4 separate regions of the Homo sapiens genome follow, and all the other regions are linked to region 1. The links are chromatin loops, found by intact Hi-C in ENCODE. Cell type or tissue: IMR-90. All regions are shown on one strand.

Region 1 (8,000 bases):
TCTTCCTCAAGCCTAGCTAAGTATTTAAATTGGGCTGGATCATATTTTATCCAGCATTTCTATAGATTTGTAGGAGAAGAAAGTTTTGTGTTAGCTCAGTCCATGTTGCCAGAACAGGAAGTAGCACATCTATTTCTCATGTGCTTGAATCCTCCTGAATAAACAAAAATTCAATAAGTGACTAGATGATTTTAGTGAAGTAAAACTGGCTAATAAAATACACAAGACATTTAAAATAATTCTGTTTTTCTAATACAGAGTGCTCTACTTTTACTTTTCTTATAAATCTCAATGTACACTGGATGATTCATAAACAATAATGATGCATTATAATGACTATTCATCATTACCTGAAATTTCTATGAAATACATGCTAAACAGATAGTAATGAAGGATGGAATTAAAAAAGAATATCTACTAAGAACTTATTATATGTCAAGCACTATGCTAGGGTGTTTTGATTATCTATGAGGAAAGTATCAATAAACCTATTTTACAAGTGAGGAAACAGGATATGACCAAAATTAGAATATAGTAAAGCTTGGATATGAGCTGAGGTATGTATGATACAAAGGTCCACACTGTGTCCTACTGTCTTCAATTAAAACTTCAATTCATAATTACACAGTGTCTTCTGTGTGCCTCTTATGCTAAGAGATGCTTTGAAAGAAATGTAAAACATATGATACAGGCTTTTCATTCCAGAAATTAAAGGGTAAAATGAACTTAACATACATGAAAAATATCACTTACAATGTAAGTATCAAAATGTGGATTCACGGATATAATACAAGCATCTTGGGGACTTAAAGATTACCTATGCTATGGCGTTAAAATAAAATTAAAAAAATATATTAGTTATGTATGAGATAAAAATAGGAGATATATATATATATATGAAAGGGCTTGGGAAGGAAATGTCCAACATCACTATAACCATCAGTTTACTAGAGCACAAGAGCTAGGAAGTAGCTTGAGGATCTTCTAATCTAACTTCCTGTTGATAGATGAAGCAACTAAGGACCAGGTAAGTGACATTACTTAGCTAGTGTCTCATGTGAGTTATCAGCAGAGCCTGGGCTAAAACTTGTATTCCAACTCTTAGTTTGTAAGACTGCAAGTTAAGTACTGCACATTTGTTCCTGCATGTTATAAAGTATGTCCCTTATCCTTTCCCTAGGAGCTAGTCAGAAACTTAATCTTCAATCCACTTGAGTCTCTTCATTGGCTACCTACCTAATGAACCAATGTTATCTATCCACAGCTTTCACTGTATAGATTAAAAGAGCTTATACTTATACCCTCTGTTGTCTCAGGACCAGAGTCAAGGAGCTATCAGCTCTAAGTAGCTGCAAATTCATTCATTTAAAAAAAAAAAACAGTGTATTGAGCTGGGTGTAGTGGTGCAGGCGTGTAGTCACAGCTACTCAGGAGGCTGAGGTGGGAGGATCACTTGGGCCTAGGAGTTCAAAGCCAGCCTGAACAACATAGCGAGACAATCTCTTAAAAAAAAAGAAGTGTACTGAGTGGCTATTCTGTGACAGCAACTGTTAATAAGCCTGCTTATAAATGATTTTAAATGTCTCTGGATTTACTATTTCAAGAAAATTTTTGCTAACTAAATAAAGGTGATGTGGTAATAACAGTAAACATCATTTGATTAACAAAATAGACTTGATGGATATAAAAAATGTTAATGCTACTAATGTCTAGTTGTACCTCATACTTTCTGGAAAATACAAAGTCAATTTGTATTTTTTTTTAATATACCAGATCTTAAATTAATTCAAGGAAAAGTATCAGACTTGAAAATAGCTAACACGATGGCTAACATTTAACATTTCAATTACTTACTATATGCCAGACACTGGTAACTGAGTTACTTGTTTAATCTTCTAACTAACAATTCTGTCAGGAAAATATGTTATGAACTTCATTTTGCCAATGAGAAAACGAAAGCAGGAAAAGGTTAAATAATTTATCACATGGATTATAAGCCTGGGGATATAAACCTATGTAGTCTGGCTCTAAAGTACAAGCGCTTAACCAGTTTGGTTGTTTCTTCTTCATGTTTGAGAAAAAAAAAAAAATCCCTAGGAAAACAATTCCAATCTGACACAAAAATGCATCAGGTAACCAACTGGGTATATCCCGATGAAATAAAATCCTTCAAAAAAAGGCCCTAAACTCCCCCAGACCATAATATATGGTTTAATGGATAATGAGGGGAAAAAAAAGACCAAACAGTGGGTTTACTCAGTTAAGTTCTACCTAGGAAGAATCCCTTATGGCTTTTTCTCGATTCTCCTTAATTAATCAAATTTTCCCCTCATTTGAACCTTCAAAACACTTCGTGGCTCCCAAGCACACCGTATCATAACTGCTTCTTTGTTTATATTGCCCTCCAGGCTGTAAACTCACATGGCAAGAACTGTGGCCTAGCATATGCCTTGCATATAGTATGTGCTAAATAAATAGTAGCTGAATGGACAAATAAACAGATAGATCATTTTTAGGTCCTGAATTACAACAGTGTCTACAGTCACCTTACTGCTTTTACTGAATGGAAAAGTTCCTGGAGGGACTTGTAGGGCCTTAGGGCCCTTAGCATACAAATACTTTTTCAATAGATGGTTGCCTAATTAAGTTGAGGTATAAGGGATTAGATAATTCCTGACACTTGTTAAATAAAGGTGAGAGGAGTTCATGAAGTCAGCTTTAAGGCAGTTACCCCTGATTAGGGCCACTGGGCACTAAGCTTTCTGGGTAAGAGTTGCAGCCATTCATTGTGGTTTTACCATCTCTCCTGAGGAGCTACTGGTGATAAACTACATATTCTCCCTCTCCCAGTCAGAATGCCTTTTCTTTTGCTTTATTAAGAAAATCCATCGTGGAAATTATAATGGGAATATTCTGTGACAATAAAATGAGAGCCTATAGGCAATATATTCTATACTATCATTTTTTCATTATTACAACCCATAATATTTATTTAGTGACCAGAGACTAAAGCCTTACTAACTTTGTTTTAAAGATACTTGAAAGTTGTTAAGGTGATATATTCAAATAGTGAATAAGAAGAAAACTTGTCCAATGGAGCTGCCAAAATAAAAACCTATTCATAATAAAAAATAATTTAATGGGGGGGTCTCTATACATGTGTATTTTACAGAAACTAGACAGAAGGATGCTAAAGTTTATTTTTTCTATACTATGGACTACAATAAAAAAACTACCATTTATTCATTCTGTTTCACCAGTTTTCATTTTCAGCATATTTTTATGCTACAAATTGAACAATACTGGCTCCATCTGGTGGTCAATAAGCCTCCTAAAGGTTCATGAAAATTAGTTAAAAGTGGTTAAATAATTTAGGGGTTATCTGAAATATACTTGAACATTAAAGTATGCCTCAACACTGAACACTGATTATGTGTAATTCAGTCTAATTTACATGGAAGTGTTATTTTTTTCTTCTATAGTTTATCCTAGCTTCATTGCTTCATGTTATGAGGGGCTTAAAATAATTCTCAAAATAAAATAATACAGAACGTTTTCCTCTGTGTTTTTCCATTAGAGAATTTGAGAAATGTGCAGGTTACAAATTGTCTCATGGAATAAATAATACAGTTAAAATTTATGCAGTTTTTCAGATTGGATTCTGTTTTAAAATATAAACTTGAAAATACTCACTGATTTTCGACTGTATTTTCCATTAGAGAAGGGTAGCTTGTGAATATATGAGTTCATATCTAGGAGTTTTATATATTTACATGCTACTGAATGCTTAATCTTGATTTTTAAATTCTGCATAAAAGGAATATGTCTAGAATCACAACATAAAATTTGAGTACTGTGAAGTTCTTAGGTATCAGCAACCTGCTCATTTTACAGATAAAAAAACTGAGGTTTGGAGAAGTTCAATGATTGTGCTAAACTGGGAGTATGAGAAAACAGGTTTTACGAGAAGCCAGTGTCTCGTTTCTACACACACTACCATATACACTTTCTCTTTGTAGCACGTTCTCACTGCACATATGCTTCATAACAAACTAGTAATCACATTGGGGTTATATACATTTACAGCATAGTGTGACATTTATAAAATGGAATGTATCCTTAATATAGTTTTAACTCTCTAAATTAGGAATTTTTAAAATTTTTACTTTTGCTATTTTCCCTTAAGATGTCGGAAATTAAAAAAAAAACCTGTTTTAAAGCCCTACTCCTATCAAAATACAAAATTTTATCTTGTCTTTTCAGGAGTAAAGGGCTTTGTTGAGTTTATAATTCAAATAGCAGTTATGTTGGTAATAAATTATAGTCATGACAGCATATAATTTAGGATACCACAAAGTATTATACTAAAAATCAATTCAAATAAATTTAAGTAATCTTACCTAACATGTTAAGGGATAGAGAGAACTTAGATCAGTAAAGACAGGTTCTGAACACAAAACATTAAAACTGGTCTTAATTGTCTTATTTTTACTAATAATTTTTCTTATACTGCTCCTTGAGGAGCAGGGTTAACCCATGGGCAGTGTGCCCAGAGTCTCCCTAATAACGTTTTTTATTAAACAGTGGGTCTACTACATAAACTTATCAGGGAGCCTGTCAGATAGACTACTTGATAAGCAGCTTTTTACAGATGTTTCTGTATTCTTAGTAATGATCACAAGACACAACTGCAATATATAAATGATTATTGAGAATTGTTGAGGGGCATATGTGCTTTTCTTTTGGGGGCTCCAGCTTTCTACCTATCAGCTGTAGTTTGTTGTTCCTGTTTAAATTTGCTCATTCTCCCTCACGCAAACCTCTGGACTAGCACACAGGTTGATTGATGTTGCCCCCCAGGTACCTCAAGAGAGCACACTTTGTGCTTCTGCAGATGGTGTGATCCGCAATTCTTGTAGCTCGATGGCCATTTTGAAAACATTTCCATGTTGCCCTGCCATTCTGGATGTGGAAACTACAAATTATGTACCCCGTGTTGTAGCAGTAAGAAAAAAAAAATTCTTCAAGATAAAAAGAATTTATGAAGCCAATGAGAAAGGAGACTCAAGAAGTACTACCTAAAATTGCCCAAGGCGAATTAAGCATTGCAGAATATCTGTGTTTCTAACAGTACTTAAAGGAGGGTTCTATTGTTTTGTAACATAAGGTAATTTTCTCCAAGTAGTTATAAGAATTTACAAATCTGTTCAAAACAGTCCTTAAAATACTTGCATGTGTGGTATTGCAGAGTATTCTTTAGATTTCCTATGTGATTGAGGAAACTGAAGCAATAAAGTAGCTTCTAAAATATAAGTATGACCACTTCTGCCAGCACCATCACCATTTTTTTAGGATCTAGCATGTCTAAGACACAATGTTAAGATACTGTGCATGCTTTATTACTTAATTCTGTAACAACAGAAGGGGTATTATTATCCCTATTTCATGCATGAGGAAACAGAGGTTTAGATAGGTTATCTCTTACCCCAGTTTATATGGCTAATAAATGATGAAGCAAGGATTTGAATCCAAGGCTGTCAGACTTCAAAGCTCATCCTTTTTCTACTCTATTTAGTGCAAACAGTTATGGTGGTAGGTGGTACTATTATGCGTAGGAGTGAGGGAAACCAATGACAGTTTTCCAGGTTAGGAGCTTATATACTGGACAAAGGGTAAGACATACACTATTACTGTGTAGTGGTACAAATAACATGAGAGGTTCTGATATTTAGGAAATTCATGCAGAGAAGGGAGAGGGAAAGCTGGGTAGAGGAAGTGGCAGCATAAGTGGGCATTAAAGGAGAAATAAGATTTGGCAATAGCAGGTAAACGAGAAATAATAACCAAGACATAACAACCAAAGGAAATACAGGGCAGGATGCACAGGAGGCAGAGAAAAATTATTCTTTGAAAATGAAGAATGTATAAATAAGATGGGGAATAAAGAAAATAAGACAAAACTCTGATCATGAAAGTCTCTGAATGCCAAATAAAGAAATTTGAACTTTATTTTGGTAAGCAATGAGCAGCCACATTTTATATCTTGTTGGTCCTATACTGCCAAAAATAATTCATAGGTGTTTGTGAGCCTCTTATAAAAATTTTTATTTCTAATATTCCTATACCTAATTATTGATTATTTGTGAGCCTTTTATAAAGTTAAATGTGTTGAACCATTCTAGATTGTTATGTTGTTTGGACTCGTGTCTAAGAATTTTTTAAGGGTTATTTTCTATCATAGTACTAGCTTTAGTTAGTTGATAAAATGGCAGTAAAATTTCAAGTTTCCTGATGCCCACACACCTCTTATCAGTGAACAAAGCATTCCTTAGTAGTTTAGTGACTGCAAGTGCAAAGGTGAGACAGGGAGAGAGAGGGACTGACTCCCCAAGATCTTGGGATTTTTTTTCCTAATAATTTTAATAAGGAACTTTGGAAAATATCCTGGTAAAATTATTTTTCTGTATCTATGAGAATATTTTAATTGAAATATGAAAATATGTACAACTATTTGAAAGCACCATATCCAGTTGTTTCTGACTGTGTTTCACTCTTGACTTTTTTTTTCATTTTTATTTTTTACCTGCCTAGACCAACCAGACCAGATTAATGTCAGATTAATGACATCTCTGACAAATTAAGTTTTGAGATGGAGTGAAGGTAGGGGAAAAGCTCATCCAACTATGCTCCATTTGAAGTCTACTTGTGTCCAAATGGGCTTTCTGGAACCTGAGGTCGGATGGTGAGTTGAATGGGGGTCGCCCTGCTCAATTTTAGTGGTAATGCTGTGAATTGTAGGCTAGCAATCAGACTGCTGATTCTGGCATACAGCTAACAGGTCATATTGCTTGTGGCTTGTTTTATTTTTTGAGGAAACAGCACTTTGCAGTTTTACAGTGGAAAAAATATTGGATAAAATCTCAAATCTACCATTTAAGTTAGGGTGAGTACTAAATATCTTTAATACTTTGGTTTCTTCATTTGCAAAGTAGAAACTATAATATTTGTTTAATCTACTTCTCAGGACTGTTACAGAACTAAATGTAATGAAGCATGTGACATGACTTTGTAAAGTGTTGATGTTATATAAATGAGGTATTATTATTATTTGGCAGTGAATACAAGGCACTATATTTTATGTCTGTAAGGTACTTTATAGTTATGACTGCCTTCAGCTGATTAAGTATCATTTGAAGAAGCAGGGAGTAGATATCATATTTTTCATTTTATTAACATAGATTGTTTGAATAAGAAATATTTCTCTATATTAAATCCTATTTCCAAAGTACCAATAAAACTCATAATTGAGAGAAACATAGAAAATTATTTTGTGAATTATCAAAACTTAGTTTATATTTTCTATAAATTTGGATGTTCAAATGTAGCACTGCTTATCATGGGGCTTACCTATAATTCTGAATTTGATTAAAGAATAAACAGTATTTGTTGGCCTAATGATGGAAAATGCTTTGCTACTCCTATCTTCTACCTATAACTAACATACATACATATATATATATATATGCATATAGAAAGCACTATATATATAGTGCTTGTGGCTTGTGGTTTGTGGCTTGTGGCTATATATTTAGTGCTTTCTATATGCATATATATATATGTTATAGGTAGAAGCACTATATATATATATATAGTGCTTTCTATATGCCAGGCAGCCTGCTAAGTGCTTTAGGCAATAATTCACTTAAATATAATAGGGGGCTGTGCACGGTGGCTCATTCCTGTAATCCCAGAATTTGGGGAGGCTAAGGTGGGAGGCTCCTTTGAGCCCAGGAGTTCCGAGTCCAGGCTGGGCAACATAGCGAGATCCCATGTCTTTAAAAAAATTTTAGCCTGGCATAGTGGCATATACCTGTAGTCCTAGCTACTTGGGAGGATGAGTCGGGAGGATCGCCTGAGCCCAGGAGTACCAGGCTGCAGTGAGCCATGATTGTGCTACTGCACTCTAGCCTGGGTGACAGAGCAAGACCCTGTCTCAAAAA
Region 2 (8,000 bases), 250 kb before region 1:
GCCCCTGTTTGAACTCAGTTATTATGAACACTGATACAATTTGTTTTCTTTTAAATTACAGTTCTAATCAGAGAAGACCTTCATTTTTTAGGAAGTTACTTTCTTTAAGAGAATGAATCTTTGCAGAATGCAGCAATATTCATGATAATTTTCTACCCTACTTTTCTGGGTGTGTTCTCATTTCCCTCTGTTCATACCATTCTCATTTCACTCCCATCCCCTCCTCTTATTTAATATTATACAATGCTTAGGCTTTAAAGTGAAACCTTCCAAAGCCCATTAACTGATAATTGATGCTATAGTGTTGTATTTAACTTTGTACCTGTTCTGTTAGAAAATAAACCTTAAGAATAGTTTATTTGCAGTACAAAGAAATGTCAGAAATACATACGATATTTTATATTTATTATAATTTTATATTTATGCTCTAAATATACAGTCTGTCCTGCCATTGGCTCTATTGACACTCCTGATAACTTTCTCCAATTTTTTTTCCTAGATTTTTCTTTCTTCTTCTTTGAATAGAAGTGCAAAATTGTGTACCAAAGTTTCTGCTAATACACAAAAGCATCTCTCTGCCAAACATTGCTTTGCAGTTCTTTGGGGGAAGAGATAAAGCTATGCTTAGATTACTGAGGAGTTAGGAAGGAGACAGTTTACTGTTAGAGATATTTTTTGTTTTGTTTGAAGATCAAAGAGCACAGATTTTATTTTACATATACTAAATGATTATACAGGAATGTTTCTGATCAATCATCATTGACTATTTAAAATGCTATCATTACTTTTACATTTACATTTACATAGTCTAATTTTATTTGTATGTTTGATGCTTCTTTTATTATACTTTTTCTTCCCTGAATGTCATTTTAAGCCTAATGTATGAGTCTGTGTGTGTGTGTATTTGTGTGTGTGTGTGTGTGTGTGTGTGTGTGAGAGAGAGAGAGAGAGAGAAAAAAAACAGCATATAAACATAGAAGATATTTATGTCTTTCTTTTTTTTGAGCTAGGACAAATTCTTTTTATTTTACTTTTTGAGTCTTTACCTGATTCTTTTTTTTTTTTTTTTTTTTTGAGATGGAGTCTGGCTCTGTTGCCCAGGCTGGAGTGCAGTGGCACGATCATGGCTCACTGCAACTTCCACCTTCCTGGTTCAAGCAATTCCCCTGCCTCAGACTCCCGAGTAGCTGGAATTACAGGCGCATGCCACCATGCCCGGCTGATTTTTTTGTATTTTTAGTAGAGACGGGGTTTCACATGTTGGCCAGACTGGTCTCGAACTCCTGACCCAGGCAATCCACCTGCCTCAGCCTCCCAAAATCATCTGGATTCTTATACATGTTGTGGCTGGTTTCTACTCTTTGAGATTTTTAAGACCATTTATATGATTTCCAACTACTATTTTGAATTTTCCTGATGTGGGACCACGTTTTTCAAACTGTACAAAGGTGCCCAAGGGCACTGCAGAACATTGTACATTTTCAGGGGAAACATAGCGATATTGATCTTACAGCATACAAATCATTACAAAGAAGTTATTTGGAACTAACTACAAGTAAAATTCTTAGTCTTTTTTTTTCTGTCTTGGGGATGTTATTTTTAAAATTAGAGATACTAAGGATACTGTGAACTGAAAAAGTTTGAGAACCCCTGATTTGTAAAATGAGTATCATTAAAGTTGGATTAAAAATGTCACCTAACTTCCTTTTACTAGATGTTGAATTTCATTTCAGAAGAGAAAATAAATGCATATAAGCTGCTCATTATTCAGGGCCCTGGTGATGTTCAGAATTTAAAACTGGAGACTCTTCTGTACTTCTAGCTAAGAGACTAGAGGTTTTGAATAATATGTAAATTTCTCATATCTATATTCCTTCCGATGCATCCTCCTGAATATGTTTCCTTCCTCTGTCTCTGTTAGTTTGGGGTAAGAATAGTGGGTGATTAAAGCAAAGGAAAAAAAGAAATGAAGGAAAGAAGGAACTATATATTTAAAGGAGAAATTGCTAGCAACTTCTTTCCTGACAGCTAACAAGTTTATGTGATAACCTATACTATTGCATTTATTAATAACACAATTTTCAGATTACTTTTAACGAATCTGTCATGCCTTGGCCCCTTTAAAAAGTTGGGTATTTCTACATTGTTTCTATGGAAATGTTGTTTGTTCATGTTATATATTTCAGGAATGATACAACAAAGCATAATGTTGACTTAAAAGTATAGTAAGTCCATTCTAAAATGACAGTTTTTAAATTATTTAAAAAAGTAATTATTAGAAAATATGTAGTACAGTCTTTAGGCCAGTACTAATAGCTGACTAAAAGAGAACAGTTCTCAAAGTACCAGATAAAACAGAGACAAATGCTTTACATTTTCAGAGATGTCCTTTTAATTTTTTGTCAATTCTAAGATGTCTAACACATTTAATATCACTAAGAGGTTAATTCACATTATTAGTGAACTAACAGAATGTGCTTCAAACAAACAAGGGTTCTGAGACTTATGTTTTACGGACGTAATAACAAAAATAATGACTAACACTTGTATTGCAGCTTATAAAGGACACATTCACTGTAACTTTCACAGAAACTCAAAGCAGAGGAGCCCCAAATGGAGCATAGGAAAACAAAGTCCAGTTGTTGTTTTTTTTTTTCAAGATTCAAAATAGACTTGATTGAAATTAAGTGCGAAAGACATAAAAAAGGTTGAATCTTATAACTAAATGTGCTTATCTTTCACTTAGGAGTTACCAATCCAGAAGTTATTTTCAGAGTTAAATAAAAGATTACAGAGGGAAACTTTAGTTTGAATAGTTAAAAGCACTTTATTCAATGCCATTCATTTCCCTCTGAAGAAACATAATTATATAGTTAGTTTTAAAGAAAAATTCCCTGTGAAAGATAGTTTCTGTGTGGGGTTGTACAATGTACTATTATTTTTTGAAATCATGAAGGTCCTTTTACATTTGAGTCCTGTATATATCAAACGTAGATATAAAACCTATCACTGAGATTTTTAAAATAATACAAATCCCCTATAAAAAAATGACTTGAGTTTAGGAAGAACAAAGGTTTGCATTCAGCTTTGTTGATCATTATTCCCTAGTTTTCACTTTGGTCTTTGAAAAATAATATATTTATCGGACTAGACAATGGTCTGTCACTGCATTAACCATGACATCCCCCTATTCACTCTCTCCCACAATTCCCTCCTCTCAGGTCACTTTCAATGTTGTGAAGGAAGAGTGTCCTTTAACCTGGGATTAGCTGTACCCAGCATCATAACAGGGCACCTGTGAACATCACAGCCCCCAAGATCCTAGGCTCTGTAATCATTAACCTTACTGGGTTAGTTCTTATATAACTTGACTCTTGAGATTGCAGAGTATCTCTTCTATATAAACTCATGTTCGTGGTTGGTTCACACTTCTGGAAGCTAATATGTGTGTTCATTTATTTATCTATAATAATTTTCATTTATCTTTTTTCCTTAAGCATATGGCTTCTCCTATATAACTACTTTTACAAAAATTCTTTGAATTATCCTGCATATTTTCAATATAACTTAAGCTTAAAGTCTTACATATGAAGAGTTATTTTGATAATCTTGACATGTTTTGCTGTTTACTTCTGCATGTTGTGGATTGCATTTTCTCTAATGTGAAGATTTATAACTGAAGGCAAGAAATCTCTGCTAAGCCAAAATATTCTCCTAGTACTGTTTCATCATTTCATCAGTCCTCTTTCATCATTTGTGTTGCTTTAGTGATTATATTCTTCCCTAACACGAGCAGGGTTTGGATACATATTCAGTCACTGAAAAACTTGGGTGAATCTGAAACCACAGTTTGAGTGCATTCCTATTGTATTAATGATCTATATATCACAGGTCATGTTTCACTTCACAAAAATTCTTTCCAAAATAGTATTTTTAACAGTCATAACATTATTCATCTTTACATGTTTGAATGCATAAAATACTTTTGGAAAAAACAAAGCCTTTTAAAAATAAAGCCTTTTATTATGGTAAGCATGATCATCCTGATTTTGTGGGAACTTATGATATTACTATTTCCATCTTTAGTTGAAGAAAATGAAGATTTTTAGTTTAAAAGCTATACAGTTTGTATATGATTATATCCTTATTTTAACTCAAATTTGAAATATTTCAAGATTTGGTTCCTAGAAAGGGATTTTATATATGTTTAAAAGAAAAGCCTGTCTATTGATGATAAATACATTACACTGTGTGGAAGAAGCTCAAGGCCTTTGTACTCTCAACAATATTCCTCTAAAATTTAAATAAAATACCAAAAACAAGCTCTTACTTAAGGTCATGGAGATGACTTTCTAGTATAATATAACTAATCCTTTCTTTTTTCTAGAGACAGGTCTTTCTATGTTGCCCAGGCTGGAGTGCAGTTGCACAGTAATAGCCCACTGCAGCCTAGAACTCCTGGCCTCAAGTGATCCTCCTGCCTCAGCCTCCCGAGTTGCTGAGATTACAGGTGTGAGCATGTACACCCATGCTGGGTATACCAGCATGATTTAATTCTTTATATTAGGAAACTTGCCTTTCACAATTTCCTATTTCTAGTTAGTATTCTGCCTCTTGACATGTGTAACCCCTTTGACATGTACCTCGCACTGGTACAAACTTAGGCACTTGAAACAAGACTGCAAAACCAAATGAAAAGAAACATGCCTGTTTTCTAGACTTACTCTGTAGAATACAGAGGAAAAGCAGACACATAAGGGAGAGAGAATTGGTGGAAAAAAATGTTGAACAATTGAAATGTGGAGGAAGAGAAGAGAAGGCAACTTTTATAGAAGTTTGGATCTGGAAGAAGCATTCTAAATTATCTTTATGTATTTGATTACCTCATTTTACAAAGAAGAATGAAAACTTGCCTTAGGTCATTTACCTAAACCACTTAGAAGTCAAAAAGAGGTAACTAAACATGGCAGAATTTGGGATGAGAAAAAACAAAGGAACAAGATAAAGTGAAAGGTAATATCATTTGGCTATGAAAAGAGTTTGGCTATGAAATTTGGCTATGAAAAGAGTTCTTCAGATCAGTGAGGATCAGGAAAAGAGAAATCAGACAGTAATAAGATAAAATGGGGAAACTATAAACTAAAAATATTAGACCTGAAAATGCACTATTTTATTAGATATCTTCCATCATGTAATATAATTATAATGGTACTTGCCCTGTTCCACCCCACCCCCATTTTAGTGTAATCTCATTGAGGTCAAGACTGTCTTACTCAGTAACTTTCTCCCTTATAGTACTAAAAAAGTATACATTAGACATAGTAGGAACTAAATTAGTTAAAAACTTAGATACTTTATATGGAAAAGATTACTCTTAATAGCTAAGGAGTAATAGGAATTCTCTCCAGGGATAAGCTCAGTATACGTATGTTCCACCCTACCTTACCATTACTAAACACAGTTGTTCTAGAAAAATACAATATTTTTAGAGCTACATTTTGCTTTTGATCATCCTTTGTTTACTTAGGACATCCAGTTTTGCTTAGGACAGAAGGAAATACACTGAAAAGGACAGAAGGAAAGACACTGAAAAGAGAAGGGAAGCCTTTGAAAGATAAAAACTAGCAGGAGGCTCTTCAGAAGAAGGAACCATATGAGTGGAGTTGATTGGTACCCTGGGTTCCAGCTGTTAGATCCAAGGCAGATGGGCTTTGCTCTGCCCTGCAAATGCTTGTGTCTGGCCAACAATCACACGGCACAACAGCCAGATTCCAGCAGTGAAAGGCAGAGCGGAGAGACATTTTTTTTCCTGGCACTTGTCACTCTTTGGATGCTATCTGCATTAAAGATTTAAATTAAATTAATATTGCTGGCCATATGCTCTGTATACTGTAGTTATATAGTGTTGTCTTGGTTGCTAGCTACTATGGATGCTGTGGCTAAGCAAATTGTTGCCTTAGCCACCAGACACATTTTTAGTACAAGCTCTGACTTTTTAATGTTACCTCCTTCTCTTCAGAAAACTGTTTCTTGGGTAGATATGATGTGCTATGTCACTAGGTTAAATTATTTAGATGTTGGTTAGCCCATCAATTCCAAGAATACATTTATATTTCTTTCTTTTTATTGTTGACTCATTCACAGGAGGTTGTAGAATGCCCATTTATCCATTACATGGTCTATCACTGAAATGATGGGACTGATGAGTAGAGTTGAGAAGACTTAGAAAGTCTTTCTCCTGCCCTTAACCACCCCCGACCCATCCTTCTTGGTTTAACACATGTCACCCTTTCAAGTTAAATTCAAGTTGTAATTTCTGTACCTTGAGTGCCTTCTTTCTACTTTTAAGATGGTAAATTGCCCTGAGAAAAGCAATATATTGCCAAATACTATGTTACAAATGAGTTTACAAAATTATTTAATTCTCTGAAAGAAGAGAAAGATAGGAACACATGAGAACATTGGGCAGCTAATAAGAGGAGTAGAGGGACTGGAATGGAGGGAAGAAATGAAGAAGAGCGATGGTCTCTGAACTCTTTGCTCAGACTGGGACTCACTTGAACCATCACCACCCCCTAGAGTAAGAACAGCAGATGGTTTCCATCCAGGACTCATTTGCCATTTGATGGGCTTCTTGCACCTTTTCCTTTGGTACATACTGTATAAAAATGCCATTAAAGCCATTTCTTGATATGTAGCTAGAGCAGTGATTCAAGTGGAATATGCCTTCTTCCCATTGTATAAAAGAACCTTTGATGGGAAAATAGATCTTTAACTTTGAACTATTGGCAGAAAATTAAATATAGGATCTGACATTTAAACTTATGGACAAAAAGTGAGGGTTACATTTCTGTGGTAAGGACCATCATATTTGAATCTTTAGTATCAAAGAATAAAAAGATAAGCAAATTAAAAGTCTCTAAACAGAATATACCTTTTGTAGAGGGTTTAAAGTAAATATATATTGGCAATATCATCTCTTATAATTAACTTTCGTAATATGAAGCCATTACTTTTTTTAAGCATGGAGGAAGGATTGCATTAAAAAAACATATACATACAGTTTGCATGCCAGTAACTTTAGGTGTTTAAGAATAAAATACAATTAGTGTATTTTTATTAAATTCTGCAGAACATCTGCTTATTTCCAGGGGATCTGGACACTAAGCCACTAGAATTTTGTTTTTGATTAGGTACACACTGACTGGTCATGTGGACATTTTATGTTTTGGTTATAAACTATAAGTCTTTAGATTTGAAAGCATCGTGGTTTCGTGTAACTGGATGTAATTATTCCCAACCGGGTTTAAAATCAACATCTTAGCAATGTTTTACAGACTACTTTAAAAGAAGTTATGTACAAGAGGCTTGATCATATAAAAAGAATCTAAACTCAATCATTTCTCTTGTGGACTTAGTTTAGATTATTTCCAGTTGATCTGTATTTTCTACTTTCTAAAGTTAAAAGCTGCATTTTCCTTAATTCAAAAGTATGTGTTTAAAAATCCATTCATTTAGATGCCTTGGTTTATAGAGTTATCCTGTTGCTACTGACTTAAAAAGAAAAAAAAATCTGTAAACCTGCCAAGTGTGGGAGTAATAGTTGGAAGGAGCTTTGTATGCTGTTGGAGGAAGATAGTACAGTGTTGTAGGAAGATTTGGAATAGATTACTGATATAGTCAATTCTTGAGTGTGAAATACCACACTGTCTAATATAACATTCTAGAAGAAAATTAATAAAAGACAAATGTAAGGAAAACATGCATCTTCATAAAATATAGAGCAATTTCAGCTGTCTATTCAAGGACTTTAATTTTTACTTCATAAAAAATAGCATTCTGAAATCATGAAGCTAAAATGAACACCTAAGTACTCTTGATTCCCAGTTTTTAAGAAGTATGGAAGGAAGGCATGATCAAAATTAAGTCAATTCATAATTCTTAGCACTTAGCCCAATATCTCCCAAGAGATACTGTGTTTATATCTCATAAACACAATG
Region 3 (8,000 bases), 320 kb after region 1:
TATCAATAGAGTAAAAACTTTTTCTATAAACTATTACAGCAGAATGGCATATTAACTTATTCTATCAATAAAAGTGCAAAGAAAATGTGGTTGACAATTAATCTAATTTTTCTTATATGCATCCCCTCCCTGACTCCTACTCTCTTGGGTAGTGTGGGCCAGGAGAACTGCAAGTAAGGATTTATCATTCTATTCTGATTTCAATGGTTTCCTTTTAGTCTCTGACTTTCCAGTAAGTGTTTCATCGTTCACAGTTCTTCGCCCAATGCCTTGTCCCTGGCAAAGGTGGCTCTTGGGGTCCTGGTCTTATGTTCTTGAGGCAATGGCGGGAAGGAGAGGGGACTGTGATCTGTGAGTGGATCTTTGTGCTCCCTGGCTTCTGCCAAAATAATGGCCCCCTTCCATCTTGTCACTGCTCCTCCTGCTGGCTCCCATTGCTGAAGTTTACTGACGAAGCAGGCAACCTTGTGGTCTAGTTTCTCTTTGTCTTGTCTTCTCTGAGGTATTGTCCATTGATTCAGACCCACCTCAGCGGTCAGGGATATGGCGTTTCCCCCTGACATCTGGCTGTGAACTCCCATTTGGTTCTCACTCTGGGTAGTTGCCCTGTAGACATGGCTCGCACTGTAGGATGAGCCCAAGAAACCTATCAGTCAGCAGCATTAACCCCTTTGTGTCCTACCACATGCCACACGGAGCGACAGCAACTTTCCATATCCCCGGGAGCTCGGGAAGACTTAGCAATGCCCCAATGCCATGTGACCTTATAACCCTTCCAGGTTTACTCTGAAGTGGCTGGAGCTGCTGAGAGGGCCATTCATATGATTGTGCCCCCCTGGAATTGTGTGATGCAGGGGGGTAGCTCTGTAAAGTCTGCAGCTTTCTCTTCAGACTGTCTAGCTTGCTCTTCTTTGATAGCCTAGAAGTCAGAAGTCAGACAACAAATACTGGAAGTCTTGCTTTCTGTATTTCTGTCCTCTTCTCTTCTCCATAATCTCCTAGTGTCTGAAAGAGGCCAAATTGTCACTTCCCCCTGGCTTGTTAGAACTTCTCCTCCATTCTATCCTTTCCTGAAGGGTATTCTCACTCCTCTCCATCCTTCTCTGGGGGCTATAATGACAGAATGGCTCTCAGCCTGAGAACTTAATTTACTGGAGAGAAGAAAGGAAAAAAAACCCCACCCTATCAGCTTGATATTTTCAAAACTTCATTTTCATGACATTTTCTCCCTAGTCCCCTCCCTCCACACAGTTGGATACGTGGGGCTCACTGCCTGTGGAGGGAGCAGACTTTACAGCAAGACTTGAGGTTACACAGAGGGAAGTGCCCCGGTGGGGCCACGTCAGGAGAGAGGAACACGAGGAAGCCGCAAAAAATCATCAGCCATTGACTCCAGTTGCTGATGTGGCAGTGTGACATGAGGCAAGGAACGCGTTGGTAAGAGAGCCACAGGCCATGTCACGTCTGACACCCATCTCCTCACAGGATTTATGTGGGGATGCCATCTTTGTGAGGAGGCTGGGGAGGAACATCTGAGGGGCAGCATGTCGCTGAAAGGGCCATTTGTACTGAAAAGAAATGGTTGAAACTGAAGAGATTAAGATATGTCAGGGTGGGTGAAGATTAGAAAAATAAGAAAGCTACATTTACTTTTCACATTTGAAAGTAGTTTGAGTGAACTTGTACAATGACTTTAAAAGTTTATAGCCATTCACTTTTCATAGATGCTACCCCATGTTCAGTGTACTTTTTGGAATAACAATTTATTGGTTATTTAATTTCTGGCATTGTGCAATTTAATTTCTGGCATTGAATAACAATTTAATTTCTGGCATTGTACAGGTCACAAATATCAAAGATTTTTTGTGACCTGTACAAATATCAAAGCACTTTTTGGAATAACAATTTATTGGTTATTTAATTTCTGGCATTGTGCAATTTAATTTCTGACATTGAATAACAATTTAATTTCTAGCATTGTACAGGTCACAAGTATCAAAGATTTTTTTTCTTTTAAGGAGGGCATTGGCGTCTTTATCCCAAAGTATTTTCCGTTCAGTCTTTTGGCTTTCCTAATGCGCTTAATGACTTTGCTTTCTGGAGTGGGACAGAAGGCAGCAGAATCACAATGATGTCCAGGGAATTGTGTCTGGGGTGGTTTTCCCACATTTGTGTACATACCATCTACTTTGTGTGTGAGCACATTCACACATACACTCTCCTGTCTACCTCAACTCTGAGATCCCACTTTATTTTTAGGTTCTTAGGGGCATGTTAATCTTCACATATCCAAGAGAGTTTAAAGGGTGAAGCAAGGAAAGACTGACCATTTGTGTATATATATTCAATGTTGATGAAGTGCTTACGTATCTGAAATATGAAAGAGCTTGGTTTTGCCTTACGCCATGTTAAGGTAGAGGCAAGCAGAGAAAGGTTCTTCTCTTCTGTGCACAATATCTTTCAGTTCCTGTACTTTGCTGTCCCCTTTCAAAAAGTCGTCTCTGAATACTAAAACTTCATGGAAGTTTGAACCACGCTGACACTAGATGAGAAAATGATACCAAAATGGCTGAACTATTGAGTCTGGCATCAACAAGAGTGAGTCCAAAGATTGTGTCTTACCTAGGAAACAGCAGAAAAGATTTTTTTTCCTGAGCAAAACACAAAGCTGAATTAGAATTTAACAAAAATTTATTGGCTAGTATTAAGTGTAAGGTGGTGTGCTGGGCACCAGTTGGAGGAGTTTTCACAGTGCTGTTGGACAATCAACAGGTAACCAATGGACAGGTGACTCAGGAAGCTCATCACCAACTGTCCAGGTTTGCTTGGGACTGAGGGTGTTCCCAGGACGTGTGGCTTTCAGAGCTAAAACTGGCAAAGTCGTTGCCAAACCAGGATAAGTTGGTCACCCTACTTATCAGACAACCTCAGCTCCAAATTCTATGATTTTAACCCCAAACCTCTACTGGATCACAATAACCTGTGATATTTAAAGTGTTATTGGACCTGTAGATACTTGCTTTTTGCTAAGCAGATAAGAATTTTTTGCAGGAAAGAATTCTGGTCTTTGGAAAACTGGTTATGCTGCTTACTGGAGCACATGAACTCATAATGTTTTATGTATGTCATTCATAATTAATCTTTGGACTTTATTACATAAAATGAAAATAATCATCACACTCATTTTTTGTGAGGATTCAGTGAAATAATGGGAGAGATGGTGTTTTTCATACTTTAAAGTACAATGCAGATGTGAGATGCTATTATTTCAGACATGCTCCTGTAGCAATAATAGAATAATACAAAACAAAAAATTCATTTTTTTCAATCTCTTATGATAAAGTTTCCCCCTCAACATGTTTTATAATTTAGCAGAATTAAAAATATGTGAAGATACGGTGAAGCACAAGGTATTATTGTACTGCCATCTTGAGGGCATATTGTGAACTACACTTGTATACTTTAAATTGTTTTTCAAAAGCAGTGGTGTTATGTTTTAAATGTATCAGCAACAGTAATTAAGACCATTGGCATAGAGTCTGAAGGCCTCATTAAAAAGCTACTAGTCAATCAGTCATAAGGAATCACATCAAAAATGACTAGCACCAGTCACAGAGCTATGTTTATGAATGAGGCTGGTCTTCTGGAGTGATTAACTGTTAAGACTGGAAGGGACATTATAAGTCAGTTCTTGCAGATGACTTCCTGTCTGCTTCCTGCGCTCACTTGGGGATTTAGCAACAGGAAGAGTAACAGATTTAGGCCTGAGAGATGCCCAGGAAGAGGGAATAGGCAATCTCTGGCACAAAAGAGAGACCGCAGACATCCGGGCTCAACACACATGTATGTATCATCTATGTATCTATATGTGAATGAATGAATGAACAAATGAAACTCTTGTGTCAGGGTCTTTTTTTTGACTCCAGGCTGTCTCTGAGTTCAAGGTAGAAATCAGAGAATCATGCTTATAGCCTCCCATTCTGGGAATATGAGTGCTGGCCAGTGTCCTTCTACCTAATGAGATGGGAAAGTAACCTTCAGAAGACTGGAATTGGAGGAATCTCCTTTTAAATCATTCTCTGGCTTCCTTGGGCTCCATAAGCTGTGCTTCCTAAGGAATCTAAGCAGTATCAAATAAGAGAATCAAAGGATTCAAAGGATTCAATACTGAGTTGGGAGAATGTTTGTTGGGAGGAGGAGAGGACAGGAGAGGAGACAAAAGTCAAGAGTTGTGCTTTTGTTTAGCTAACTCAATCCCTTGTGTCACACATTAGAACTTTACAAAGATTCTTTGCTTGGCCAAACTTTAGTCAGGCTTCTGAGCTTCTTCCTAGGCCCATCTGTGTACTTCCTTGTAAAAATCCAGGTGTAGCAAAGAACTTGCTATGTCAGTTTAGCAATAACCCTTCATCCTTGACCTCTGATCATCCTTGATCATTCTCCACCATCTTCTGGATGATGTCTGATCAGCCTGGCTGGTCTTCAGCAAGAATCCTGTTAGATTGGTTTAGCCAGAATCCCTCCTACCCCTGATGCTTCCTCTCAGTAATTTTCCATCCTCTGACCCCCACCTTGCTCCCTGGCTATAAATTCCCACTTGCCCATGGTGTTTTCAGAGTTGAGCCCAGTCTCTCTCCCACACTGCAAGATCCCATTGCAGTGGTCCCTGTACCTACCATGATGGTCCTGAATAAAGTCTATACCATATTTTGACAAGTATCGTTTAATATATATTTTTAACAGGCTTCAGAAGATGTGGCTGCCTTTCCCCCCAACTCTCATGTTCTACTCAATCTGTGCAGAGTCCTTTTTTCACTGCCACCCTTCTAAGACATACCAGCTTGCCTTTCAGGATAAAGGTTCTCAGATCCATTTCCTTCTTGTGTGGAGTTGTTGCACTTTGACCTGATGTGCCATGTCTAGAGTGGACAAGTGACTCCTGAATATCTTCTTCAGAAATATTATTTCTCTGAGCTTCAAGTCAGTGACTAGTAAAATAAAATGACAAAAATAGAAATATTATTTCTCACATCCACTACAATTTTGTCAGCCAAAATGACTAATAATATCAATTATTGGTGAAGATGTGGAGCACCCGGCATGCTCTGACATTGCTGTTGGAGTATAAAATAGACAACTGTGGAAAATTATTTCCAATGAAATTAAATATATACCTATTCTATAACATGGAAATTTCAGATTATATTCTACTTCTAGATAGATATCGAGAAGAAATGAGTACATATGTCCACAAAAAGAACATTCACAGCAACCTTATTCATAAAAGCAAAAACCTGGAAACATACAAATATCCATCAACTGGACAATGGATAAACAACTGTGGTCTATTTATACAATGCAGTCTCAATAGTAACAAAAGGACAAACTACTGGTGCATGAAACAATGTAGATTATTCTCAAAAACCTTACGCAGAAGAAGTCAGACACAAGAGTTCATATTGTATGGTGCCATTGACACGAAGTTAAAGAACAAGCACAATTAATCTGTGGGCACAGAAATCACGATATTGTTTAACTTTTGTAGGGGAATGTTGACTTTATAGGGTTACGAGGAGAACTTCATAGAATGAGATCGAAGTTTTTATATATTGGCCGGGTACAGTGGCTCATGCCTGTAATCTCAGCATTTTGGGAGGCTGAGGCGGGCAGATCACTTGAGGTCAGGAGTTTGAGACCAGTCTGGCCAACATGGCAAAACTTCATCTCTACTAAAAATACAAAAATTAGCCTGGCCTATGATGCATGCCTGTAATCCCAGCTATTCGGGAAGCTGAGGCATGAGAACTGCTTGAACTCGGGAGGCAGAGGTTGTAGTGAGCCGAGATCGTGCCACTGTACTCCAGCCTAGGTGACAGTGAGACTCTCTCTCTCTCTCTCTCTCTCAAAAAAAAAAAAAGTTTTTATATCTTGATTTAGTGGTGATCACATGTTGGTGTATAGAAATTGCAAAATTGTTAAGCAATAAGATTTGTACATTTTGTACTTCATGTAAATTATGGCTCAGTAAGGTACTGTTAAAATCTCCTTTCCTTTCCTTCAACTCTTCTACCAATTAGAATTCCATTTAGGTTTACTAGCTCCTCTTTTTAGATCATACTGATAGGGTTAGGTCAGCCTGGAGTAGTTTGAGGAAGCAGGCGGGAGGTAGGAAATTTCCAAAGGCAGCCGCCTCCACTTTGTAACTTCAGTCAGGAGTCAAGTGGTGGCAACTGCTTCAAATGTCACAAAAGAACATCTCCACCTACTCCTTCTGTACCCGGATGGATGTGGCTAGAGAAGAAACACAGCTGTGCTAATTTAGTCTCATATTACATTTTTCCCCAGAAGTCTCAAGTGGGCCCTCTGCAAATCCTTGCAATTGTATTATATTTCATGAGTAAATTTACTTTCCTACTTCCAAAAATTATTTCATGCCCTAACTCTCTCTCTTCAAATCAACAGCACCCTCTCAGCTCTGACTTTGTTTCTTATTTCATTGAGAAAATAGAAGCAATCAGAGGAGAACTGCCTCATTCTTCCATCACCAAGTAGATCAGACTACCTGTATTTGTATTCACACAACCTGACTTCACTCCCATTTCAATGCATCAGTGATTATCAACACGAGCTATATGTAGAATTTTTAAAATGCTGATGCCAAAATCCCACTTCTAGAGATTCTGAATTAATTAATCTACTGTGGGACATCTATTTTTTTCTTTCAAAAAAAATCTCAAGGGATTTTAATATACTGGTGGCATTTAGAAACAGGAATTTAAAATTCCTGTTTGAGTCCCTACCTAAGGGCAAGTCCTCTACTTATAAAGTGGATCCTACACTCTCTCTCACCTTCTCAAAACTTCATTCCTTCAACGAGCTCCCCTCCTTCCTACATGATCAATATTTCTCTCCTGGCTAGATAAGTCCCATCAGCATACAAATATACTCTATTGTCTTAATAATCCTTCTTTCTTGGCTCCACCTTTTTCTCCAGCTGCTCCCCCTTACACCAAAACTCCTTCCAGTAGTTGTCTAATAGTGGCTATCTACATCCCATAACCTCCAATTTTCCCATTAACTTACATTTGTCTCTGTCATTCAACATTAAAATCATCAGCAACCTACATGTTGGCAAACTCAATGACTTCTTTTTTTTTCTTTTAGAGACGGAGTCTTGCTCTGTTGTCCAGGCTGGAGTGCAGTGGTGTGATCTTGGCTTACTGCAACCTCTGCCTCCTGGGCTCAAGCAATTCTCCTGCCTCAGCCTCCAGAGTAGCTGGGATTATGGGCGTGTGCCACCACACCCGGCTAATTTTTGTATTTTTAGTAGAGATGGGTTTTCGCCATGTTGGCCAAGCTGGTCTTGAACTCCCAACCTCATGTGATCCACCAGCCTTGGCCCCCAAAAGTGCTGGGATTACAGGTGTGAACCACTGCGCCCGGCCCCAGTGACTTCATTTTAAGCTTTGACTTATTTCACTTTTCAGCAACATTTAGCACAGTTGATTTTTCTTGAACGCCCTTTCACTAGGCTAGAGCATCACTATCATCTTTCTTTCTTATGAGTGCTTCTTCTCAGACTTCTTTGCTAGCCCCTCTTTTCCCCAAGCTTTAAACCCCAGGTGATGCTCTGGCTCAGGGCCTGCCGCTAATCTTCTCCAGCCACATTGTTTCTCAGGGGATTCTCATCCATTTCCATGTGTGGGTAGTTCACACAGATGTTTCTTGAACTCTCATCTCTTTTCTAAGAGCGAAGCTCATATCTCCTTGCCTCTCTAACATCTCAATTTGGGTTTCACATAGGCACACAAGTTCTCATTTCTCCACAACCATGCCATCCCACAACTTGCAACCTGCAAGTTTTCCACATCTTAGTAAATGGCATCTGAGTCACTGAGATCAAACTTTTTTAGTAGCATCCTTTGTTCCTTTTTTCCATCACTTTATATCCAGCTCACAAACAAGTTTAGATTACTTTCTATTACCACTTCTCCTCATAT
Region 4 (8,000 bases), 150 kb after region 1:
ATACGTTTATGTGTAGCAAAACAGAGGTATATCAGAAAGGACCAACAGGGCAAAAATATCTGAGGAGAGGAGTAGGAATATCCAGTGTTCCTATCTCAATGCTTATTACTACTACTTCTTAGCCAGTCTTCCAAGCCAGAAAACTAGGAGTCATCTGGAATATACCTTTGGTATATTTGAAATATACCTTCAGGTCTCCTACATCCAATCTGTTACCATGTCTTAATAAATCTACCTCCTTAATATCTCTCAAATCCATCCCCACAGATACTACACCTTAGTTAGGCCCTTATTACTTCTCCCTGGACTAGTGTAATAATCTAATTCGTCTTTCTGCTTCAGTCTCCTTCTAATCCATCCCCTATGCTTACAAAGAGTTATATTATAATATATGTGAAATAATGTCACATCTTTGCTAGAAACATTTCATGTCAGTCTTTCTTTAGCTGGACACACATGACTTGGCTCTGGCCAACCCCTCTCTAGGCTCTGTAGAGGTGTCATACCATTGCAGGTTCAAGTACTGGTGTCGCTGCTTTCTAGCTATGGGACATAATGCAAGTCACTTAACCTCTTAAAGTACAGTTTTTACATTTGTAAAAGAAGGATCATAAAACAAAGTATATCTTATACCTTTGCTGTGGAAGTTATATTAGGGAAATAAGTTGATTTAGCAAAGTGTCTGACCCCAAGGTAGAATAATAATAAATATCTGTGGAATAACAGAACAATTTCCTAGCCAGAACACCTATGAACCCTTCACAGCCCTTATTCATTTGTATAGGTTAGGTATTGTTTTCAAGTTGCTTATTAGAAACTAAGCAACTTGAAAGGAGACTGATACTTACTAATTTCAGTATTTTGGGCCCCAGTGCAGTACCTAGTTCAAAGGAAGAACTAAATGACTGTGCAAAACCGAAGTGGTATCCAAAGGGTAGTAAAGCCCCTGAACAGTTGCAGGGGTGTCCAATCTTTAGGCTTCCCTGGGCCACACTGGAAGAAGAAGAGTTGTCTTGGGGCACACATAAAATACCCTAACACTAATAATAGTTGATGACCTAAAAAAAAAAAAAATCGCAAAAAAAATCTCATAATGTTTTAAGAAAGTTTGCCAAGAAAGCCCAGGATGGGCTGCATTCAAAGCCATCCTGGACTGCATGTGACCCATGGGCCACGGGTTGGACAAGCTTGAGTTAGAGGAAAAGGGGAGTAAAAGAAGAGCTAGAGATAGCAAAAATAAAATCACTAATTATAATTTTCCCTCAGGCTCTTGCATAACTTCATGTACTTCCAACTTTGTGTAAAACAAAGAAGAACTTTACTTCTTCAGTGGCCCTTCTCTTCCCAAACTATACTTTCCAATTTAATTTACAGGGAATTCACAGTATATGGCCTAAAAAGGCCAGAAAGCAGTGAATATTTCACAATTTTTCAACATGACTATATTTGTTCCGGGGTAGAGACCAATGCTGAATAACTTAAAGAATGTTTTTCTGCACATAATGTCAAATCTATGTTTCAAATGCACAATTCTATTCCCTATAAACTGATGCAGTGAGATCAATGGATTCTAACTCTCAAGGATAATATAAATCAATACATTCTAAAGAGATGCAAATACCTCTTTTCTATTTTGACAAGAGAAGCTTCTCCCACATGTGCATTTCACTGCTTCCTGTCTGCCATACAAAATCTAATTGTAAAAACAGTAGGGTTGTCATATTTCTGATATACATAGCTGAAGTTCAAGGATTTTTTTTGTTTGTTTGTTTTGAAGGTGATTCCTTGGATACGGATTAACTGGTTCTCAATGAACTGAATAGGCACTTTAAAAGTGGTATTTTTATTTCAAGTGGCCCAAGAAACAGTTTAGTCCAGAATATCCAAAAATTATTGCTATTAATGTCCAAACAGAAGAAAAATGGAAGCTTGCCAGAAATGCTAAATATAGTATGGTTTCTATTACAATTAATACTATTCCAAAATTTTAACCATAACTGGTAAAGGCAATTAAAACAAACCACCTAGTCTACATTGAGAGATTATGCAACATTATTTAAATAATTGAATATAATGTTAAAGTGTTATTCCTTTTAAATAGTAGCTCCAAAAAATGACTTATTTTATTAGCATCAGAGTCATACATATGAAATTGCTGATATTTGACTGTTTTTGATTTGCAAAAATGGCAATTTTTGTTCAACCCTTTTAAATCTGGTATTTTGATCTTTTCCTGAAATATATACTGCCTACTTAACATCCATAGCACTTTGTATGCACGTCTAGCAGAGCGCTTGTCATACTGAATTGTAATTAATTGTTGACAATTCTTATTCTTACACTATATTGTGAACATTTCCAGATAGAAACCATATCTCCTTTATTTTCATGTTCCTGGAGCCTACCACTTCCTGGCACGCACCAGTTCTTACACAGTGGCTGGGAACACGAATAACATATATTTGAGAATAGAATGATTGGTTAGGAAAAAATATACAAAAATAAAAATCAAGTTCTAGTAAAAATTAGCATGTAAATTTCATTAAACCTGAGACTGGTCCAAAGCTTAATATTTGCTGTTAAACAGAAAGATTTCCTGAAAATACAACATTTGGATTACTACTACTCCATACCAAAGCAAAAAAACAACTGCAAATTTTCTTTATTCAGAGACCAACTACCCAGTATATAGATCTTGGATTTCTATTTCTCTTCCTTTCTTTTACTGTCTGCTTCAGTCCAACACGTTGGGACAAAAGAGAATGAAAGGAAGCAGAAATGTTCTAGTCCTAGTTAATTTCACTCTTTGCTTATAAATCTTCTGTGAGATGAAGAGAGGCACATCCTAGAGATGATAATTTCAATGGTTTGAATTGGGTTGTTATAATATCTGTGGGTTTCAATGTTTGTTACTAACCTGTTTTTTTTAATTTGTACTATCATTTAAAAATGTATACTATCCTTTAAATTTTTGAAATTTAAATATTGAACTATCTTTTTAAATTTCCTAAAGCAAACAATGTTTATTTACTAAGGATAACTCTGTACTTCCTAAATCTAACCATAAAGTAAGAGAATCCAGACACAAAGTACAGTAAGAGTCAAAAATTATCTAAGTACGAGAAGAAGCTTATTAATTTTTCTGAGAAGTCTAGAAATTCTGGGGAAAAAATATCCAAAGTTCCATAAGAATTCCTAATCATATATTTCAAACCCAACAAAAGAAGATCTGAAACACTAACAGCTAATTTAGGTGTTCATCCAGACCTTAGAAGGTATGAAAACATGACTCTATTATCCCATGCTCCACAATTTAGAGCTTAATCAATTCATAAGATCTTTATTTTCAACTTCAATATTCATATCTAAATTCCTGATGCTATCATTATAGTTATATATCTCATATTCAGTCAACCTAACAGAACTCCTGAGCAAAACACAAATTCCAGTTAACTTTATCAAATAAGATCATTTTTTCTTAAAAATGGAACAGTGCTGCAGTCAACTAAACATGGCATATAAGTAGAACATGGCTGATAAAGTTAGAACCTGTTCAAACACTAAGACTGATGCCCTTCTAGTTAACCGTAAAGATTATCATGAAATTTTTAATGATTGTGATTTTAAGGTATATGTTAAGATTTCTTTCATTTATATTTCAATTTGATGTAATTAATTTAGAATCACAATAAAAATTTAGAATCACAATAAAATTATAGATGATAGAAATTGCACAATAAAAGATAGCATTACTATAATGCTGTAATCATCCTAACAAACCACTGATTTTTTACTATCTGGTCCACTTATTACAGCTGATTTTATTGTTTAGTCATTTATTATGTATCAATATACAGATGCTAAAAACAAGCAGGAAAGACAACACAATCTGATTTACATGATCAACTTGCAGTAGCTGAGCTCCACCTACAGGCAAAAAAGGATTCTTTACAATAAGCTTTAAAATAGGACTTTCCAAAACAAGCTGCAAACTACCCCAGTTTTCATCAACCTTGGCTGGATATTAGACTTACATGGAGTGTTTTTAAAAATTTCTTATGGCTGAATACCAAAATTTATGAACAGCTTGTTCAGGAATGGGATGATTCAAATGTACAAACAAGGTTGAGAGATACTGATTTTATTCCTTATCAGCCACATTTTAAAAAAACATTAGAAACACCCAAATATCTTATTTTCTTTCTCTAAAATTACTTGATTCTCACTTTCTTGACCCTTTTATCTTTCTTAAGATTAAAATCAAGTGCAGCTGAGATAAATGTCTTAACCCTGTTGAACTGCAAAAGTTCTGTGAAAGACCTGAGGTAACCCTACAAAATATCATCCACTTTTACATTATTCTATACCTCAGAAATAATCAAGGAGGTATGTGTTTGGGAGTAGAATTCTTAACACTGAATGCATATTAGAATATCTACAGAGCTTTGATAAAGTATATTGCCCCAAATTAATGTATGCTCTTAGATGTGAGAAAAGTAAATAGCATTAAAAAAATACTTAGAGGAGTAAATTTAACCAAGAAGCTAAAAGATCTGTCTGCTGAAAACTATGTAACATTGAAAGAAATTGAAGAAGGCACAAATAAATGGAAAGATATCCCATTCTGGATTCATGGATTGCAAGAATTAATATTAAAATGTCCATACTACCCAGAGTGATCTACAGATTCCAGGCAATTTCTATCAAAATTACAATGTCATTTTTCACAGAAATAGAAAAAAAAATCCTAAAATTAGTATGGAACCAGAAAAGACCCCAAATAGCCTAAGCAATCTTGACCAAAAAGAACAAAGTGGGAGGCATCACGCTCTCTGATTTTAAAATGTATTATAAAGCTATTTTAATCAAAACAGCATGGTATTTGCATAAAAACAGACACCTCAACCAATGAAACAGGATAGGAAGTATAGAAATAAACTCAGGTATTTACAGTCAATTGATTTTCAACAAAGGTGTCAAGAACACACAATATATAAAGAAAAGTCTCTTCAATAAATGTTGGGAAAACTGGATATTCACCTGCAGAAGAGTGAAATTGGACCTTTATCTCAAACTATAAGCAAAACTCAACTCCAAATGGATAAAAGACTTACGGATAAGGCCTGAAACTGTAAAGCTACTAGAAAAAAAAAAGAGGCGGGAATAGCCTGATGACACTGGACTCAGCAATGATTTCTTGGATAGGACTCCCAAAACACAGTCAACAAAAGTAAAAATAGACAAGTAGGATTGCATCAAACTAAAAAAGTTCTGCGCAGCAAAGGAAATGAATAGAGTGAAGAGACAACCCATGGATTGGGAGAAAATATTCGCAAATCATACATCTGATAAGGGGCTAATATACAAAATATATAAGGAACTCAAACAACTCAACAGCAATAAAACAAATAACCCAACTAAAAAATAGGCAAAATACCTAAACAGACATTTCTCAAAGTTTGCTTAGACTAGAAGAATAAGTTTTGTGGCCTGGCACAGTAGCTCACGCCTATAATCCCAGCACTTTGGGAGGCAGAGGCGGGTGGATCACGAGGTCAGGAGATCGAGACCATTCTTGCTAACACAGTGAAACCCTGTCTCTACTGAAAATACAAAAAATTAGCCTGGCGTGGTGGCACGCTCCTGTAGTCCCAGCTACTTAGGAGTCTGAGGCAGGAGAAACGCTTGAACCCATGAGGCAGAGGTTGCAGTGAGCTGAGGTTGTGCCACTACACTCCAGCCTGGGCAACAGAGCGAGACTGCGTCTCAAAAACAAAAAAAAAGAATAAGCTTTGTAATGCATGCTTACCACAGTTAATGTACTTCAAAATTGCTAAAAGAATACATTTTTAATGTTTTCACCACACACAAAAAAGGTAAGTTGCTGAAGTGGATAAATACGTTAATTAGCCTGATCGAATCTTTCTACCATGAATACATACAGCAAAACATCACATAGTAACCTATAAATATATACAATTACTATTTGTCAATTAAAAATAATATTGTTTTAAAGGTTAGAAAAGTGGTTACTATTAGGAGATGAGGGGGAAGTAACTAGAATGGGGCAAGAGGTGAATTTATGGGTAATGGCAATTTTTTGTTTCTTGATCTGGGTGATGGGTATATGGATATATTTAGTTTGTAAAAATTCAGCTAGCTGTATACTTATGTGCACTATGAAATATAGTTAATAGACACATTGTTTGTATATTATACTTAAATTAAAAGTTTAAAAGTTAAAGAAGGATCTTCCCAGACTTTACCTCAGACCAGACAATTCTGAATCTGTGGGTGAGGGGCCTACGAATTAGTATTTTTCAAAGCCTCCTCCGTGAGCCTAATGTGCGGTTAGGAGTGAAAACCACTCCTATAATGGAACATAATTAATTAAATATTTTATTTATCCACTCATTCCACAAAGTTTAATGACCAGTTACTATATGCTTAAGATATTAGCCGCCTCTGAGGATATAAAGATAAATAAGACATAGTCTCTAAAGAGCTTAGTTTAGGCAGAGGAGAGGCGAATCAATAAATCCCTATTGAAAATACAAGCAAGCTACTTACAAGATCCAGAGGAGAAAGTGATTTGCCAAAGAAGAATTTATTCATTTTTTGTTCATGTATTTACAAAAATATTTGGGTACCTACGCTGTTTGAACATGGAGATACAAATGTAAATGGATATGATCACTACCTTCAAGAAAGTTACAGTATAAGGATACACAAAGAAGAAAAAATGTATATGTAACCTAATATTACAGGAGTGTGAAAAGGGTGCACATAGGTTTGCACTAAGGAGTCAGGGAATATAGTACCAACTTGCTGACAACTTGCTGACCTTGGAACTAACATGATACAAACTTGAACTCATCCAGGAGCAGTAGGGATAAAAATTAATATTCTACAGGACTGCTTCTCAAACTAATGCACACAAAAATCACCTGGGGATCTTGTTAGAATGCAGATTCTAATTAAAAATGTGTAGGACAGGGCCTGAGACTCGGTATTTCTAACAAGTTCCCAAGTGATACTAATGCTACTGCTTCACAGATCACACTTTAAATAGTAAGGTTCTTGAGAGAGATTAGTCTCAAGAGAAAAGAGACAAAAATCTCCAGAGCAGGAAGACCAAGAAAAAAAAATGGAAAGTAGCCAGTCGATTATCAACTAGATGGCCTTAGTGGAAGTAGTTTCAGTGGAGTGGTAGGTGAGAAGCTAGATGATATGTATTTAGAAATAAATAGGAAGGAGGTAGGGACAGGAAATAAAATGGAATGGTTTTGTTAGTTTTTACTCTCGAAGCGGGGAAGAGAAAGAAATACGGGTTGAAGAAATTTACTCTCATTTCATAAAAAAACAAGCAGCCAGGTGATCCGTTGAGTGAGTTTGAAGTGTGAAGTAAACATTGTGGCGAGTGAGTAATAAGGAAGCACTGGAGACACAGCTGAGGCTGGAATCTAGAAATCCATAATAATACCAGCTTGTATATGCCTGTGTGATTCTGCTGAGCTGTATCCAGTAGTCAAGATACAGGCATAGAGAAGGTGGGCTGGAAAGAAAGTGGGATTGGTACATTTTAAAAAGGGAAGAGACAAGGGATTAGAAATCCTAGGAAGTCAGAATAGATATAAGGGTGCCGATTCTCTAAGGAGAGAAACTAGGAAGCGTTTTGGATTTGTATTTCCCCTGAGCTCTTTTTTCAAATGAACAACTAGAGACATTGTTGAGAACACATTACTAGGAGAAGATCCTACTATATGTAAACTTGTTGAAAATTATTCTGTTAAATATCATTCCCCAGTTTAAATATTAAGCACTCAATAAATACATGTGTAGGTTTAACATCCAAAAGTGATAACCAGCTTTAACAGATTCCAGATGTTTCCTTACCAATAGAAGCAATACCACACGTTTTCAGTAAAATTATACTTTGAACGGCTCATTGCTTAAAGGGCTGGTGGGCTAGTCTAGTTTCTGATCCTACTGCTTAAATG

The links. Peaks named below come from ENCODE experiments on the same cell type or tissue, not always from the same donor. Only the 100,000 strongest peaks of a DNase experiment are listed, where the experiment ranks them.
Region 2: it touches region 1 in a loop (4-fold over the local background); 12 of 110 quality-filtered maps call a loop at or near these places.
Region 3: a loop joins it to region 1, with 5 times the contacts of the local background. A loop is called at or near these places in 6 of 110 quality-filtered maps.
Region 4: a loop joins it to region 1, with 6 times the contacts of the local background. A loop is called at or near these places in 31 of 110 quality-filtered maps.

What each region holds. Positions count from the first base shown.
Region 1 is chr5:64,954,302-64,962,301 of GRCh38, reverse strand. All of the region lies in intron 11 of CWC27 (CWC27 spliceosome associated cyclophilin), which reads right to left. Among named protein-coding and RNA genes, the nearest start is that of CWC27, 190 kb to the right of the region's middle. In IMR-90, a CTCF peak has its summit at 3,322 (motif pointing left); a DNase peak (open chromatin) is centred at 3,291; H3K27ac peaks cover 217 bases.
Region 2 is chr5:65,199,774-65,207,773 of GRCh38, reverse strand. The region is part of intron 20 of ADAMTS6 (ADAM metallopeptidase with thrombospondin type 1 motif 6); the gene reads left to right. Among named protein-coding and RNA genes, the nearest start is that of ADAMTS6, 280 kb to the left of the region's middle. In IMR-90, no CTCF peak of the experiment used is centred here; DNase peaks (open chromatin) are centred at 3,823, 7,303 and 7,553; H3K27ac peaks cover 4,210 bases.
Region 3 is chr5:64,630,703-64,638,702 of GRCh38, reverse strand. No RefSeq gene overlaps it. Among named protein-coding and RNA genes, the nearest start is that of SHISAL2B, 56 kb to the left of the region's middle. RefSeq lists an enhancer at 1,204-1,373. In IMR-90, a CTCF peak has its summit at 3,429 (motif pointing left); no DNase peak of the experiment used is centred here; H3K4me3 peaks cover 229 bases; H3K27me3 peaks cover 1,218 bases.
Region 4 is chr5:64,807,154-64,815,153 of GRCh38, reverse strand. The region is part of intron 10 of CWC27 (CWC27 spliceosome associated cyclophilin); the gene reads right to left. Among named protein-coding and RNA genes, the nearest start is that of CWC27, 42 kb to the right of the region's middle. In IMR-90, a CTCF peak has its summit at 3,919 (motif pointing left); DNase peaks (open chromatin) are centred at 3,933 and 7,423.